2 separate regions of the Homo sapiens genome follow, and region 1 is linked to region 2. A link is a loop called in an ENCODE intact Hi-C map of the cell type or tissue named here. Cell type or tissue: natural killer cell. All regions are shown on one strand. Links, peaks and the distances in the headings refer to the core of each region. The heading gives the core; the rest is flanking DNA.

Region 1 (8,314 bases), core at 2,890-6,889, 390 kb before region 2:
TCCATATTCAAAATTTAATGGTTCCTACATTTGAGTTAGTTTTTATGACTTTCTTTGGAGTGTGGGGAGAGCCAGCAAGCCATAGTTTCTCAGGCAGAAAAAGGCACAAGAGGCTTGGGGGGTTATATTATGGACTACAAATAATGTGAGTTGCAAAAAGATCTTTAAATACAGATTCAAAAAATTGGCAAAATTAAAAATGTTCTTCCTAGCATGCTTAAAATTGTTTTTTTAAATTGTTGAAATATTTCCCCTATATCCTTATATTTACCTAGGTGAATTACTATACATTTTATTATGGTTATAATCATAACAAAGACATATGTCCTTATATTATGGTTGGAAAAGTTGAATAGATGTGTTTATGAAAAATTGTTATACTTCTAAAATGTAATGAATTCCTAATCTTGTATTGCCTTTATATCTAACTGCTGGACCATATAGTAAAGTGATATGATACCGGCACAGTGGCTCATACTTGTAGTCTCAGCACTTTGGGAGGCCAAGGTGGGAAGATTGCTTGAGACCTGGAGTTCAAGACCAGCCTGATCAATATAGTGAGACCCTGTCACTACAAAAAATTTAAAAAAAATTAGTTGGGCTTGGTGGCACGCACCTGTAATCCCAGCTACTTGGGAGGCTAAGGCAGGAGGATTGCTTGGGCCTGGAGGATGGCTTGAGTCTAGGATTTCGAGGCTGCAGTGAGCTGTGATGATGCCACCGCACTCCCACCTGGTGACAGAGTGAGACCCTGTCTCTAAAAAAAATAAAAAAAAAATTAAAAAAAGAGACACCTAGAATAGGTCATTTGTTTTATGCAAATAGTATATCTTTATTCCAAACAGTTTATTTCTAGGTGTGGTTTGTTAGTCAATAAATACATGTAAATTGAAAGGTCTTATATAAGAAGATTTTTCTGGGGGGAGGATTGGTTTATGGAACGAATTATTTCTTATTTTTCATGGCAACCTACAAATTGACTTCCTTTGTTCTCATCACCGTCTTTGTTGTTAGAATATGTTTAGAGTAGTCTGGTGGTAGGTGTGGTATTCAGTGAAAACTGACATTTTTTTCCATTTTCAAAATGCATTTAAAATAAAGTTTTAATAATGTATTTACTGTTAAGAAATATTTTTTATTGTTGAATGACATATTGTTTTCACCTTCACTTTTATGGCTTTGAGTATTTACAATATCAGCTGTTGGCTGGGCACTGTGGCTCACACCTGTAATCCCAGCGCTTTGGAGGCCGAGGCTGAGCAGACTGCTTGAGCCCAGGAGTTTGAGACCAGCCTTGGAAACATGACAAAACCCCATCTTTACTAAAAATGCAACAACAACAACAACAACAAAAAATCAGCTGTCAGTAAAGATTGTCTTTAGTTACATAGTTCTCCCGTTTACTCCTCTAATCACTTTTTTTAAGTGGAAAGGAATTTGTTACTGAACATTTAATAGTATTTAATGGTTGTGAGGGAGTTTGAGCTTCCAGCAGAATGTCCCAGTACCAGGCCCCCAAGGGAGTTTCTGCCTCTTCTGTGATCAGAAGTCCACCGGTCTAGGGCCATACAGCCACTGCTCTGGTCAAGACACAGTTACAGTAAGAAAAATCCTGCTATTTGGGGGACCCTAGAACCATACCCTGCCTATTGTGGTCCAGGAAACAATGCTGTGGGCCCTAGCTCTATACAGGCATTATTCAGAGATATTGCAGGTTCTAGTCTAGACCACTGCAATAAAGTGAATCTTGCAATAAAGCGAGTCAGATGAATCTTTTGGTTTCCAAGTGCATATGGGAGTTAGAGTTACACTATACTGTAGTCTATACAGTGTGCAATAGCATTATGTCTAAAAAATATACATAATTAAAAAATATTTTATTGCCAAAAAATGCTAACGATCATCTGAACCTTCAGCAGTTCATAATATTTTTGCTGGTGGAGGGTCTTACCTCAATGTTGATGGCTGCTAAATGATTACGGTGACGGTCACTGAAGGCTGGTGGCTGTGTCGTTTTCTTAAAAGTAGACAACCATAAAGCTTGCCACATCAATTGACTCTTTCTTTCATGAAAAATTTCTCTGTAGCATATGATGCTGTTTGATAGCATTTTACCCAAAGTAGAAAATCTTGTACAATTGGAGTCAATCCTCTCAAACCCTGCTGCTGCTTAAAAGTTTATGGAATATTCTAAATCCTATGTTGTCATTTTAGCCATGTTCACAGCATTTTCATCAGGAGTAGATTCCGTCTTAAGACGCATTTTCTTTGCTCATTTATAAAAAGCGACTCCTCATCCATTGAAGTTTTATCATGGGATTGTAGCAATTCAGTTACATCTTCAGGCTTACTTTTAATTCTAGTTCTCTTGCTGTTTCCACCACATTTGTAGTGACTTCCTTCACTGAAATCTTGACTCCCTCAAAGTCGTCCATGAGGGTTGGAATCAACTTCTTCCAAACTCCTATTGACATTGATATTTTGACTTCCTCCCATGAATGACAATCGTTTTTAATGGCATCTAGAATGGTGAATCCTTTTCAGAAGGTTTTCAGTTTACTTTACCCAGATCTATCAGAGTGATCACTGTTTATGACAGCTATAGATTTAAGAAATGTATTTCGTATTCTTAGATAAGAAGACTTGAAAGTGGATTATTCCTTGATCCGTGGGCTGTAGAATGGATGTTGTGTCAGTAGGCATGAAAACAACATTAATCATCTTGTATATTTCCATCAGAGCTGTTGGTGACTAGGTACATTGTCAATTAGTAGTCATATTTTGAAAGAAATCTTTTTCTGAGCAGTCGGTCTCAACAGTGGGCTTAAAATACTCAAAAAACCATGCTGTAAACTGATGTGCTGTTGCCCAGGTTTTGTTTTTCCACTTATAGCACACAGGCAGAGTAGATTTAGCATAATTCTTAAGGGCCCTAGGATTTTCAGGGGATGCTAAATGAGCATTGGGTTCACCAGCTGCGTCAGCCCTTAACCAGAGCCTGTTCTTGAAGCTTTGAAGCCAGGCATTGACCTCTCTCTAGCTATAAAAGTCCTAGATGGCATCTTTTTCAAATAGAAGGCTGTTTTATCCATATTGGAAATCTGTTGTTTAGTGTAGCCACCTTTATCAATGATCTTAGCTAGATCTTCTGGATAACTTGCTGTAGCTTCTACTTCAGCAATTGCTGCTTCAACTTGCATTTTTATATGATAGAGATGACATATTTCCTTGGACTTCATGGACCAACCTCTGTTAACTCCATTTTTTCTTCTGCAGCTTCCTCACCACTCTCAGCCTTCACAGAGCTGAAGGGAGTTAGTGCCTTGCCCTGGATTAGACTTTGATTTAAGGAAATGTGACTGGTTTGATCTTCTATCCAGACCGCTAAAACTTTCTCTGTCTCAGCCGTAAGGCTGTTTCACTTTCTTATCATTGGTGTGTTCACTGAGTATCACTTTTTTCTTTTGTCTTTTTATACAGATGTTTTACTCAATTATAGAAAATTTTAAACACATTCAAAATAAACAAAATAGTGTAATAGACCAGCTCCGAGCTTCAGCAACCACTGATAATGTACCATTTTGGACTAGCACTTTTAATTTCCTTCAAGAACTTCTCTTTTGCATTCACAACTTGGCTGTTTGGCTCCAGAGGCCTAGCTTCTGAGCTACTAGCTTCTGACCTGTCTTGACCTTTGACATGCCTTTCTCACTAAGCTTAATCATTTCCAGCTTTTGATTTAAAGTGAGAGATGGGTGACTCTTTCTTTCACTCGAACACTTGAAGGCCATTGTAGGGTTATTAATTGGCTTAATTTTCATTATTGTTGTGTCTCAGGGAATAGTGAGGCCCAAGGAGAGGGAGAGAGATGGGAACGGCTGGTGCAGTGAAGCAGTCAGAACATTCACACACCATGTATCGTTAAGTTTACCGTTTTATTTGGACATGATTCATGGTGCCCCAAAACAAATACAGTAACATCAAAGATTGCTGATCACAGACCACCATAAAAGATATAATAATAGTGACATAGTTTGAATTATTGCAAGAATATCCAATATGTGACACAGAGATATGGAGTGAGCACATGCTATTGGAAAAATGACACTAACAGACTAACTTCACATAGGGTTGCCACAAACCTTCAGTTTATAAAAAACACAATGTGTGAAGCACAATAAAATGAGATATGCCTTCATTAGTTTTCTGTAACTGCTGTATCAAATTATTACAAACTAGATGGTATAAAACAACAAATTTATTCTGTCACCATTCTGCAGGCCAGAAGTCAGAAGTCAGGGTGTTGACAGTGCCGTGTTCTCTCTGAAGGCTTAAGGGAGAATGTGGCTCATGCCTTTCTCTTAGCTTCTGGTATTGGCAGCAATCCTTGTCTTTCCTTGGCTTGTGGATATATCACTCCATTCTCTGCCTCTGACATGCAGGTTCTTCCTATGTGTTTTCGCTTGTGTCTCTTCTCATAAGGACATCCTCATGACCTCACCTTTGCTGCCTATCACTCTTACACTTAAAATTCAACAAGCAAAATCTATGCTTTTCTATTCAGATTCTTTACTTAGAAAAGATTTTCAAATTTCTGATGTTTTTGGTCTTAACAGCAGATTTTAAGATTGTGCGGAGGTTGTGTCTGAGAGATAAAGGCACCCAAGGCATCTTATATGATATGCACTCATTAACATGATGATGATAATAACAGGAGAGAAAATGCCACTTCAAGCAAGGTGAAAGAAAATAGTACATCTAAGTGTTAGTTTTAGTTCCTTCTCAACCAAACGGTCCCTTGTTACTGGACTGCTTAGGCTGTGTACTGTTCTCACCATTTTTGGCATTTTTACAAAATTTCTCTCAACTGGGTGTGAAAGCTTACCACTTCCCTTGCTCCTGAGGTGTTTTTTTGCACAGGGGCAAAAGCTCTTTGCCTTGCCACTTAGAGATTTTGCCTCTAGTTACCATTACCTACCTGTAGTTCTCTATCTTGTTTCACAGCTCGACTGCACCAGACTTTTCTGTCTTGCATGTCTGGCCACGCTGGAAAGTGTTCAAGAACATTATGATGAGTAACCTGTTCCTTTTTCCATGACTGTCTTATTTCCATCTGGGACTTTGATAACAAGTGACAGGCACTTGAGTCCCATCTAACTTCCCTCCTTGTCAGTAGATACAAGCCTTTGCATTCAAGTGTTGCTCTTTATTCAAAAGCCTGTTTGGCAATTTTAAAACTGTTTTCTATCAGCGATTTGTTTTCACCTTTTAAAAAAATTTGGAGTTTATAAACAGCACAAGCCCTTGTTGTTTATGACCATTTCCCCTTCTCTTTATTTATTATAAGAAGATGCAGCTTGACATAGAAAGTTTTCAAATCGTGGGTCAAGTCCAGGTGTATTTTTTTATTTTTCAAATGCCAAACATAGGTTCTGACACTTAGTGTGAGCTAAATGTAATATATATGGAACTCAGTTTAAGAGTTGAGTGCCTGGCCTAGGGGAGAGTGATTTTGTGGTTAATGATTCAGATAATATAAGAAGCATGGGCTGTAATGATGTACCAACGGTATCTGGTTAGAAAATGTTGAGACTTTTGTCTCTTAGTGTGTGGTCCCTGGCAGGGCAGTACTACCATTCCTAGGCCTTTTTTGTTTGTGTTGTGGGTTGTCATCCCCAGAACGTCAGCATTTCCACATTTTCCAACTTGTGAACTTTGTGGGGTATTTGCATATGCATTTTGAGAATGTTTGAAAGATGATCCTGTTGACTGCACAGACTTGGTGTAAAGTCAGTTTCAAATTGAGGTGAGCCTTCTCTGAACTTGGGAGGCATACTTGCCTGAAATTTGAGGATAGACCGTGTGATCTTTGGAGCCTTCTGGCAGCTGTAAAATGAGTGACTCTGTGATTACATTCCCTTTATAGTTCATCTTTTTGTTTCTTTTTTTTCTTTCCATTTTCCAACTTGGTCTTATCAATCCACAGACCAAAGAAAGATAAATTTGGGAGTTGTTGGTAGGTAGCTGAAAGTGAATGAAATGATTACAATTAAAAAAGGGACCATAGCAGGAGTGAGAGAGAAAAACCTAGATGGCAGTGGCAATTTTAAGAGAGATGTAATGGCTGGAATAAAGTAGGAGGAAGAAAAGAAACCTTTAAAAACAAAGGAGAGGAGTATGCAGAACATATGGGAAAGGAATATGGGGAAGCAGCTTTCTGTAATGTTTACTCATTTGAAAAGATTATTCTGAGATTTCTCTGTATTATAAAATTAGTATATAGGTTGCATAGTTGATTCATGTGCATAATTTATAGTTTAAAAGTAAAGTGGTCAGTACATATGGCTTAGCTCTATGTGTTAGTTTTTAAAAAAATCTACATTGTTTTGAGTGTTTGGTTATTAATAGTTTATGGATATAACTGCTGCACAGTAGTAACTCCTTCATCTACTGGAAGGAAGGTCAATTTTTCAGTCATTAGAAATAGGTAGCTAAATGAGATGCTTCTTATTTTTGCTTGGAGGTGCCAGGTTTATTTGCCAACTTTCCACAGTTAGAAAGCACTTTGGATCACCACTGTCAGATATTTAGATTTCTTTTTGAGTCTGGAGGATTGTATTTCTTATCAAAACAAATATCCAAGTTTATGCTTTAAAAATATTTAAGTTTTTATTAATTGCAGAATATGAGAATAAAGGAACGACCAAATGCTGTACCATATTGCCTGACTCACTCTGCCACTAAATGGAGCCCCACTTGATCCTCACCTGGCTTTCTAGATTATTTATTTCCTGTATATTCCCCTACATTTTAGTCATATCTAACAACTTACTGGGTTTTTTTTTTTTTTTGGAAAATTTTGTACCCTTTCTGGCTTCTCCACTCTATGCTTTTCTCACCACTTTAAATGTCCATTTTCCATATGTCACTGTTCAATCTCAGTGCATTAAAATAATCTTTATCCTTTAAGGCCCTGCTCAAGTACTATACAAAAAAATACAAATAAACCTCTTTCTTCTGCTTCTTTAAGCCGTTAGTACTTATTGAGTCTTGTTGTAGTTATCTTAGCTTCCTCTCTGGAGCATAAGCTTCTGGAAGGTGTGAATCATGTCCTGTACAGATCTGTGTTTTCTGTAGGGCCTAGGACCATTCTTGTCAGAACTTGCCATTTAAAGAATGGCAGATGACTGCTTCCCAGAGACTACACTTGACAGGAGGTCTAGGCAGGTCCTAGCAGTAAGGGAATGCCCAGAACAATTGAGCTGTTGGTTTCAGGAAAGGTCTAGGATGAATGCCAGGCACACGTCTCTGCAAGGCCCACAGAACATGGTATGAAGGAGGTCTTATTGTTTGAAATAGGTAAAGGTCTAATCTGTGAATGGTCACTGTCAGGATATTCAGGGATCTAGTCTGAGATGCTTGGTTTTGTATCTGAATTCTGAATTCCAAGGTCTGAAAGATCTCAGAGTGGGGTGAGATAGGAATCAGGACTAGGAAAAACGAGTGTGTCAGACATGAACTTGGTGTGAGTGGGGAGGAGTGTGTGGAGACCAGACAGAGACTAGTTTGGCAATTAAGTCTAAGTTAGAGGCTCGAGCAACAGGGAATAAAGTGAGAGATAAGTCCTGGAGTTAAGATATGATATTAAAACATGACAGGCAGTTAGATTAAATTGACTTGAAGCTGATTTGCTAAGCTGTTGACTGAGTATACTTAAATTTCCTTTCCTTAGAGCCCAGTTCATTCCTAGTTCTAGGTAAGTCGTTTGGCTTTCTGTAAAGGGGTAGGAACCTTTTTATTCCTTAAAGGTATGACTATCTATTTGCCAATTAATTCCATGTTCCAAGGATCCCCTCATGGAGAAAATGTTGCACTGAGTTAAATAAGGAAATAACTGGACGAATACTTGAGATTATTCCCTTCATAAGAATAATTACTAATTGTGAATTGATGGTTTGAATACCATGCTAAAATGATTGAACCTCTTTTCTCTTGTGAAGTGATTGTGAAGTTACTTGTACCTTTATGTTTTTAAAATTTGATGATAATAGCAATAAAAGCTTTAGTGCTTTTATGATCTCTTTATTTGGTTTGTAGTTATGGCACATCAGAAACTCGCATCAAAATAGAATCAAGATTATTGTAAAAGGGACCTCAAACGTAGATTTCTTAAAAAAAAATGTTTTTTATTTTCAAGATGGAATCTTGCTGTGTTGCTCAGGCTGGTCTCAAACTCTTGGCCTCAAGCTGTCCTCCTCACCTTAGCCTCCTGAAGTGTTGAGATTACAGGCATGAGCCACTGCACCTGGCCAAA
Region 2 (8,314 bases), core at 2,505-6,504:
CCTAAAAGGGTGCTAAGCCCTCTGTGTTATGATTATTAATTTATGGGTGGGCCTTGCCAGCTTTTTAAGGATAGGAACTCATGTCTTATTTTTCTGTATCATCCCAGAACCTGGCAATACCCTTGACATACAGTAGTAGGCGCTTAATAAATATGTGGTGCCTGAATGCAGGAATAAACATAGGACAGTTTAATTTCATGACCGTTGGAGCCATTATCAAACAGTTCCTTAATAGCCCTTGATTTTGAGACTGAGGATGAGGTGGAATGAAAGTGCATAACTATAAGAGTTTTAGAATCAAACAATTCTATTTCTTGCATGGGCAAATTGTGCAGCCTTTCCGGGGCTCATCTTCTTATCTGTAAACTGGGTAGTGTGATATCTAAACTACAGAGTGATTGTAAACTTTTAATTTAAATGCAGTGATATACAAAAAGTAGTTAAGTGTCTATCACAATGTAAGCACCACATTTATTCATTCTTTCAACAGGTATTTATTACAACACAACAGGCACTGTTCTAAGTGTTAAGAATGTAACAGAGAATGAGGTCCTTATCATAATTGTAACATAAAGAGTCTTCAGATAAAACTACCTGCCCTTATTCTTCTGTCTCCAATTACCAGGAGGCCAATTTCTGGGGCTGCTGTTAGGGACCAGTAAACACCTATCTAATGTAAAGTGTCGGGACTGCAGGTGACTCTGTCCATTTATCTGAAATCTGAGGGATTAATGAAAACAGTGTGGTCTTGAGCCTGACTTGAGAATGTGAGTTCATGCTTTAGAAGTCTCCCTGTGAACCCTGAGCTTCCACTGTTGAAAAGCCTTCCTGATTCCAAAAAGCTTCTACACTATTCTACCAGAAATTCCTAGCTTTGGTTTCAGCAAGGAAATTCTTATAAAAATTTAACTTTGCCATTTCTACAATCTGCCATTTTTCTTAGAATTTAGATTTATTAAAGGAAGCTAAATATTTATTTGCTAAATGAAAACAGACTTCTTGACTGTGGTATATGTATCAGTGGTTTTGCTTTCACAACCCTTAGTTCCTTTGTAAATTCTGGGTCTGTTACCAGAATGGACCTTAATTTCTTTTTAATTTTTTTTTCAACTGTGATCCCAGCAGGGACAAGGAAGCAAACTGAAACACATGATAACCTTCATCACTCAATCTGGAAAATTCAATAAGCCCAAGTTAAAAAGCTAAGAACCTAAAAAAACCCAACAAGTCCTCTAAACTAACATGTTAGAAAAAGTAGCAGGCCTAAAGGCAAGATGGTCCTATTCTTTATTTCTTTTCATATCTTTCCTGGATTTCTTATTCATATGAGTCTATCTGGAGGGCTATCTCTGAATATTTTCTTCTTGCAGAGATTTTTCTTTCTCAATTTCAAGGAAAGAAGAGCTGTAAGAAGAAATGGTCACAGGCAGAAAAGAGAGAGGTTGCATTAAAAAATGTGATCAAAGGCAGATTCTGATTTTCTAGCTCAATTAGAAAGTTTAAGTTTGGTAACTTTGAAAGACTAATGAAGTCTAAGTTGAATAGCAGAAATAATATTATTTGCTAGGGAGCTTTGTGTCTCTATGGATTAATGATTTCATTCGATGTGTAATACAGGATTCGAGATTGCCAGAGGTTGAACATCAACAAAAGGGATTTTTTCCCCTTTCCTCCTGGGGATTCTCTTCTGTTCTGTTCTCTTCCTTTCTCTCTTTCTTTCTTTTATGAGATTCAGCTCTAGGGTGAGAGATATCCTGAGTCTTGACTGTTCTTTGATTGAAAGGAACCTGAAGAAGCTTCTTTCTTTCCTCCCTCCCTTCCTCCTTTCTTTCCTCTTTTCTTTCCTCCTTCCTTTCCTCCTTCCCTCCCTCCCTCCCTTCCTTCCTTCCTTCCTTCCTTCCTTCCTTCCTTCCTTCCTTCCTTCTTTTTTTCTTGAGGAAGTTTCGCTGTTGTTACCCAGGCTCAAGTGCAGTAGTGTGATCTTGGCTCACTGCAACCTCCACCTCCCGGGTTCAAGCAATTCTCCTGCCTCAGCCTCCCAAGTTGCTGGGATTACAGCTGCCCACCACCATGCCTAGTTAATTTTTGTATTTTTACTAGAGACAGGGTTTCACCTTGTTGGCCAGGCTGGTCTCGAACTCCTGACCTCAGGTGATCCGCTCACCTCGTCCTCCCAAAGTGCTGGGATTACAGGTGTGAGCCACTGCCCCCAGCCGGAATTTCTTTCTTATTCAAGAAAATCTGGTTGATTGTAAGACCAGTTGGATATCTGAATCCGCCCCCCAAGTTAGGCCTAATAAATGCTAGTGCAATTGGAATGCTAGACCATGCATAGAAAATCATCGGAATTATTAGGCAGTGAGTACATATTTCTCTCTAAACAATTTGAGAGACAGGTTTGTTCATTTGAACTTAGGCTGCAGATGTGCTAATATTATGGCTGACATCTGACAGATGAAAAGATAGTCACTCCCAAATGGAAGGCACAGAGGGAAAGAAGTAAATGACCACGTGTCACTGCCAGTCACTGTTCTGGGAACTATGTGCTCACTGTTTCCTTAGCACTTCAAAACAACTGTATTAGGCGATTATAATTCCATTTTTTTGGTTAAAGAATTAACATTCAAATAAGTTAGGTAATTTTCTGAAGGTCATACAGCCTTTTAAAAAGTGACACTGAAGGAATTTGATTGCAGGTCTGTCTGACCCAGAGTTAGGTTCATTCCTTTCCCTGCTAACACCTTCTCAGCATATATATATATATATATATATACACACACACATATATTCCAAGATATATATATATTCCAAGATATATATATATATGCCAAGATATATATATATATTCCAATATATATATATTCCAAGATATAGATATTCCAAGATATAGATATATATATTCCAAGCATATATATGATGTTTTATATATAATGTATAAATAACACATGTTTTATATATACAATGTGTGTATACATATATAATATATGTTATATATTATATATGTATACATGTTATATATGTATATACTATATATATAAAATAGATATATATATCTCCCTGTATACACTATCTTAGTTTCCTTCAAGATCATGAGTATGTTTTGTATGTGGACTACATTTTACAGATTAAATGATGCAGGGAACCACAGAATTGAAGCTAAATGATTTAGGAAAGCAAATTCAAAGTTAAGTCAGAGAACCTTGAGTACCAAATCTAGGGAAACTCATCCAATTGAAGCTAAAATGAAACTGAAATTGGAGATCTGCAGCTTAAACAAAACAAATTTGCCTTTCCAAGGACCAACATAACTAAAGAAAAAATCTTTGTCTTTGGATGAGGCAGGATAAACCATCCAAAATGGAGTAAGACTCAAAGAGCTAGGATTAGTAGAAGGAAAAAAACGATTTAAAAAATAGTTCATAAAAAGATTGAGCAATCTATACACTGGTTGTACCTGTTCCTGAATTTAAATTAGATGTTTTAAAATTAGCCAATCTCATGTGCTGTGCTGTGGTGGACAAGGAACTGGAATTGTAGATAGCAGAAATTGCTAGAGGAGTATAAGCAAAAATGCCTGTGGATTCAAGACAATGGTCTTTGGGAGAGAACCCCAATAGCTTGGATAGTGGCATTGGTAAATTACTCAGAGAAACATTACTAAAATTTGGTTAGGGGATCATCAGTTGTCCCTTTGTCAAATCACACCCCCAGAGCTGGATGGAAAATAAACTTATGTTTATTAATGTGTTTTATTGGAAGTGAAGATGGGATGGGAAGATGGAGGCAGGAGAGGGAAACTGGAATTATTCAAGAGGAACTTTTTCTGGCTTAAATTGGCCTTCCCAATACATTTACCTGTTCCAAAGCCGACCATGTGAAAACAAAGGGCACAGTCAAAACTGTCCAGAGTCATGCAGAAATGTTCAGAGATGCAAGGGGTGTGGTTGCCTATGTTAATGGTATTTAGGGCTTCCTGTCAGCTTAAGAAAAAGGAAGTGCAGAAGTGAGAATGTGTGTGTGCTAGTGTGTGAGTTTCTCACTGTATGTGTGAGTTTTGTTGTGTGTTTCCGGGAGAGGGAAGGGAGGCTGGGGGGAGGGTGCAGACATGAAGGAAGTGCAGTAGATGTGGCAGTTTGGTCTATCTTGGAATCAGTTTGTGATGCTTCCGTGGTGCTGAATATCGCTCTCCATTTCTTCAGGTCTGGGAATGATTGTCTTTAATTACCTGTTTGGTTTTACTCTCGTATTTCTGGGATACCACATCTGTTTTTAATTTTCTCTCAATTACAAAAGCAATATATATTGAATGAAGAAAATTTGGAAAATATAGAAGACAGGGAAAATAAAATAAAACTGGCTCATAATTCTGTCATCCTGCAATAACGACTATTAACATTTTGTTGTGTATCCTTCCAAGTATTACTGAGATTTACAAAACTGGGCTATTACTCCACCTATTGCTTTATATCGTGTTCTTTTCCCTGGACTTTTATCTCTGTTTTCTTTCTGTGCCAAACCCTCAAATATTCTTTGTACTTTAGTGTCTCACTCGGGCAATTCTCCACCTTCATGTTACTCCCTGTCCATTGCCTTCAACCCATGTTCTGTCCCAGTGACTTCCTCCATGTCTTTCTTTAGAGTCCATGATTCTTCCATAAAAATCCCTTCTTTGCTTTATACATTCAAAGCCCTTTTTGTAATCACCCTGATAAACCTCAACCTTCATAAAATCTAACTACCTTTCTTTTCCATGTTAACCACATTGCTGGAGAAAACCATGCAACTGTGCTGACTCCTCAAAATGCTATTCCTCAAACATAATGTCCCCATAAGAAATGAAGTGTGCTTCTACCTCCAGGCCTCTTAGTGTTCCCTCTGCCCAGACTTCTCTTTCTTGAGCTGTCTTCTGAGGCTTATTCCTCTACATTCAGGTTTTTCCTCAAATGTTATCACTCAACTCAGCACAAACACCTATCAGTGGCCTCAGTGCACTCTATTGAAGTGATCGAATCACTGCAGTCTCCTTTATTTCAGCACGTAGACTCCTTGAAGAGAAGAGTCATACTTAGTGAAGTCTTGTCACAGAGTCAGTGCTCAATAAATGTCTGCTAAATAAAATAATAAATGGAAAAAATCCACTTTTTTCTTCTTCTTCAGGTGGCAAAGGAATTTCAGCCACATTATCATATTTGATTCTTTCAAAAAACCCGCGATATTGATTTGATGACAGTATTTTGGATATTATATATGTGTGTGTATATATATATGTGTGTATATATATGTGTATATATGTGTGTATATATATGTGTGTATATATTTGTGTATATGTGTGTATATATAAGTGTGTATATATATGTGCATATATATGTGTATATATGTGCATATATATGTGTGTATATATGCGTGTATATATATGTGTGTGTATATATATATACACACACACATTTTTAACAGGACTTCAAGTTCACAACACTAGCAAGGGGGAAAGATCAAGCTTGGTGTTACTTTCACTCTACCACACGTCTCATACTTCTGTATCAAAGTAGTCCTAAAAACAGAAAAAACTGTCTAGCCTGGATGCTATGTATTGCTGTAGCTGAATACATTCTGCTGAAGCATGACATTTATATTAAGTGTCCAAAATTCATTTATCTCACTATTATCTTTAACTTGGTACAAATTAGTGTACTATTATCCTGTTACATGTTTGCTGCAATATTATCTGTTTTATAACTTACAAATTAAATTAAATTTTTTGACTCTTTTCCTCCTTCAAGAAAAGATGCCACTCCAAAGGATGCCTCCTATTCATCCCATGACTTCCCAGAACTTCTTGCATACGTTAAATGTCTCCAGACATCTGTATAAACCCAATCTGGGAAATAACATGCTTTACCACACAGTCTTTCCCCATTGTGGATTAAAGGCAGGACTTGATAATGTTGCTATTTGTATGTCAGTGAGTATAATGAGAAACACCAACTCAGTTAAATGGCATATACTTCCAATGCAAAATTGTTGATCAATATCCTGGCTCAAAGGGTTATCAGAGATGTATGATATCTGGACATGTTTTTGAGACATTTTACAACATAGATGTAAAGAAACTCTTCTTGACTCTCCTAGATATATAGCCAGACTTCACTCTTCCCTCATCTGAACAACTAATGAACCTCATGTGGATAACTATAAAATTTATTGCAAATATTTGGAAGATATAATGTCCCCAAGAGAGAAAAAAATTAATAAAAGCTTATATATCTGGAATGAAAAAAACATAACTAGGGAAGACAAAGTTTCATGTTACTTGATTCCTAGATACACCTGCTCAACCTTACAGAGTTCTGAGTCATAATAGAGGGATAAAAAATGCAATATGAGAAATACCAATGCATATTTTGATTGGACTACCAAGAGATTTTCATTTCACAAAGTAGAATGGAACAGAAAATCTTCAATGATTTATGACAGATTATTTATAGTGGATAGAATTCTCAAAAATCTGGCTTTCTGCTTTATAAAATTATCTCCAAATGCAATAAGTGCTCTACTTCCTATTGCTACTTATAATAGCCTTTTTGATTAATGCTTTCTTCTATCACCAAAATATATAAATAACCTATTTGGATTTATTTATAAAAAATTATAAAATAGCAAGAATACTGTATTCTTGTGAGGACATAAAATACATGAAGCAGGAAAGAAAGCTCTAAAGATACAATTCAGAAATGGAATATATAATTGAGTTCCTTGTAATAGTCATTTTAGCTTAACTATTTTTTGTTTTCTTGGATTTTGATATTTAAAACACGGATCTCTCTCTGCTGGTGACATTGCACACACTGCAAAATTGCCAAGGTGTAGAGAATTCCAAAATTATAGAATACAATAAAAATTTAAATCCATAAACCAAATGTTTGAAATCTAAGAAATCCCAATCTGGGACTCTACCTCTTTTTAGCTTGTGATACACACATAGGGAGATTCAGGAGTTCAAGCAAGGATTTTTAAATCAGAATTGTCCTCTAGAATAAAGCCATATTCTAAGCATTCTGACCTGAGGGGCTCTAAATTTATAGGTGTCTTTCAAAATACTGATTGTATAGCAAAATATACAAATACACAGACTCCAGAGAGGAAACAGCATTTACTCCCTTCCTCCAGTATCAGCTTCCTTACACCACCCTCCTACGATGGTGGCTGCAAGCCAATTCCTGTGGCAAGACATTTAAAAACAACTGTGTGGCTCCATATTGATTGGCAACACGCAATTTGGCTCCATAAAGTCTGCAAAATGAATCATGATCCAATGCTGTTACCTGCTTGACTTCAATGTATCTTCTCTTACCACAGGAAAAGCAATTTAATAACAGGCAATTTACAGTCCTGATTATAATGGGCCAGTGAGGTTCAGTTCTAGATGCACTGGCAAAACTCAGCCAACAGATTTGGTGGTCTTATTTATTTATTTAATTATTTATTTTATAAAGTTAGCTTTTAATGGCCCATTTGTGATTGAATCCAGAATTACATAGTCTATATAATACTGACCTATGGTATACCTAGGAGCCCTGAATTTTTGCCAAGAATTCCTGGCTGTGTCTATAAGACAACAACATGTCCAGATGAAAAATGTAACATGCTAGCTATTTTGTCTGTATAAGAATTATAGTGTTAATTGTTTTTAAGTGAACCTGTCAATTTAACACAAACAGGGAGTGAACATAGATACAAGCTCCAAGTGTGTGGTGTGCCTTTTTATACAAGTTCTTTTGGAAAAAAATTACTTGTTTGTGTTAACTTGCAAGAATTACATTAGAGAATAATATCCATCTCACTTGAAATTAAATTATTGAATTTGTTGGAATAAGTAGACTTACTAATGATTATTGTAGTATGGCTCATGATAATTGAAAATATCAATTTATAAATTGTCATTTAACATTAGGCTTTTACTACTATTTTAGCTTATTATGTTCATATATTTCTATTGAATTCAGACTGTGACTGACTTTCTTGTTGTTGGAAGATATTGGAGGGAAGAGATTACCTTTTTATTCTGTGTGTTGGGGGGCTTTGAAAGAAATTAGAATCATTTAAAGCAATTTTGTTTCTTTATTTTGATAATGTTTTTATCCTAGTCAAAGGCACAATGACTATTTCTGAATCAGTAGAAAGCAAATAATCTAATTTGTACCAGGATTTGGGAGCATTTATTACACCATAATAAAAAATGAAATAGAAGTAAGACATAAAACATAGGGACATTCAGAAACCTACTCCTTCAGTTTCCAAGTGTTTCATTTCCCAGGCT

Evidence for each region. A loop is a pair of places that touch in the nucleus more often than their neighbours do. Peaks named below come from ENCODE experiments on the same cell type or tissue, not always from the same donor. Only the 100,000 strongest peaks of a DNase experiment are listed, where the experiment ranks them.
Region 1: a loop joins it to region 2, with 4 times the contacts of the local background. A loop is called at or near these places in 1 of 110 quality-filtered maps.

Annotation. Positions count from the first base shown.
Region 1 is chr1:198,162,755-198,171,068 of GRCh38, forward strand. The region is part of intron 1 of NEK7 (NIMA related kinase 7); the gene reads left to right. Among named protein-coding and RNA genes, the nearest start is that of NEK7, 9.9 kb to the left of the region's middle. RefSeq lists an enhancer at 3,267-3,366. In natural killer cell, for the core only: no CTCF peak of the experiment used is centred there; DNase peaks (open chromatin) are centred at 2,972, 3,367, 4,887, 5,589 and 1 weaker place; H3K27ac peaks cover 3,898 bases.
Region 2 is chr1:198,553,089-198,561,402 of GRCh38, forward strand. No RefSeq gene overlaps it. Among named protein-coding and RNA genes, the nearest start is that of ATP6V1G3, 17 kb to the left of the region's middle. In natural killer cell, for the core only: no CTCF peak of the experiment used is centred there; DNase peaks (open chromatin) are centred at 4,063 and 5,523; H3K27ac peaks cover 3,212 bases.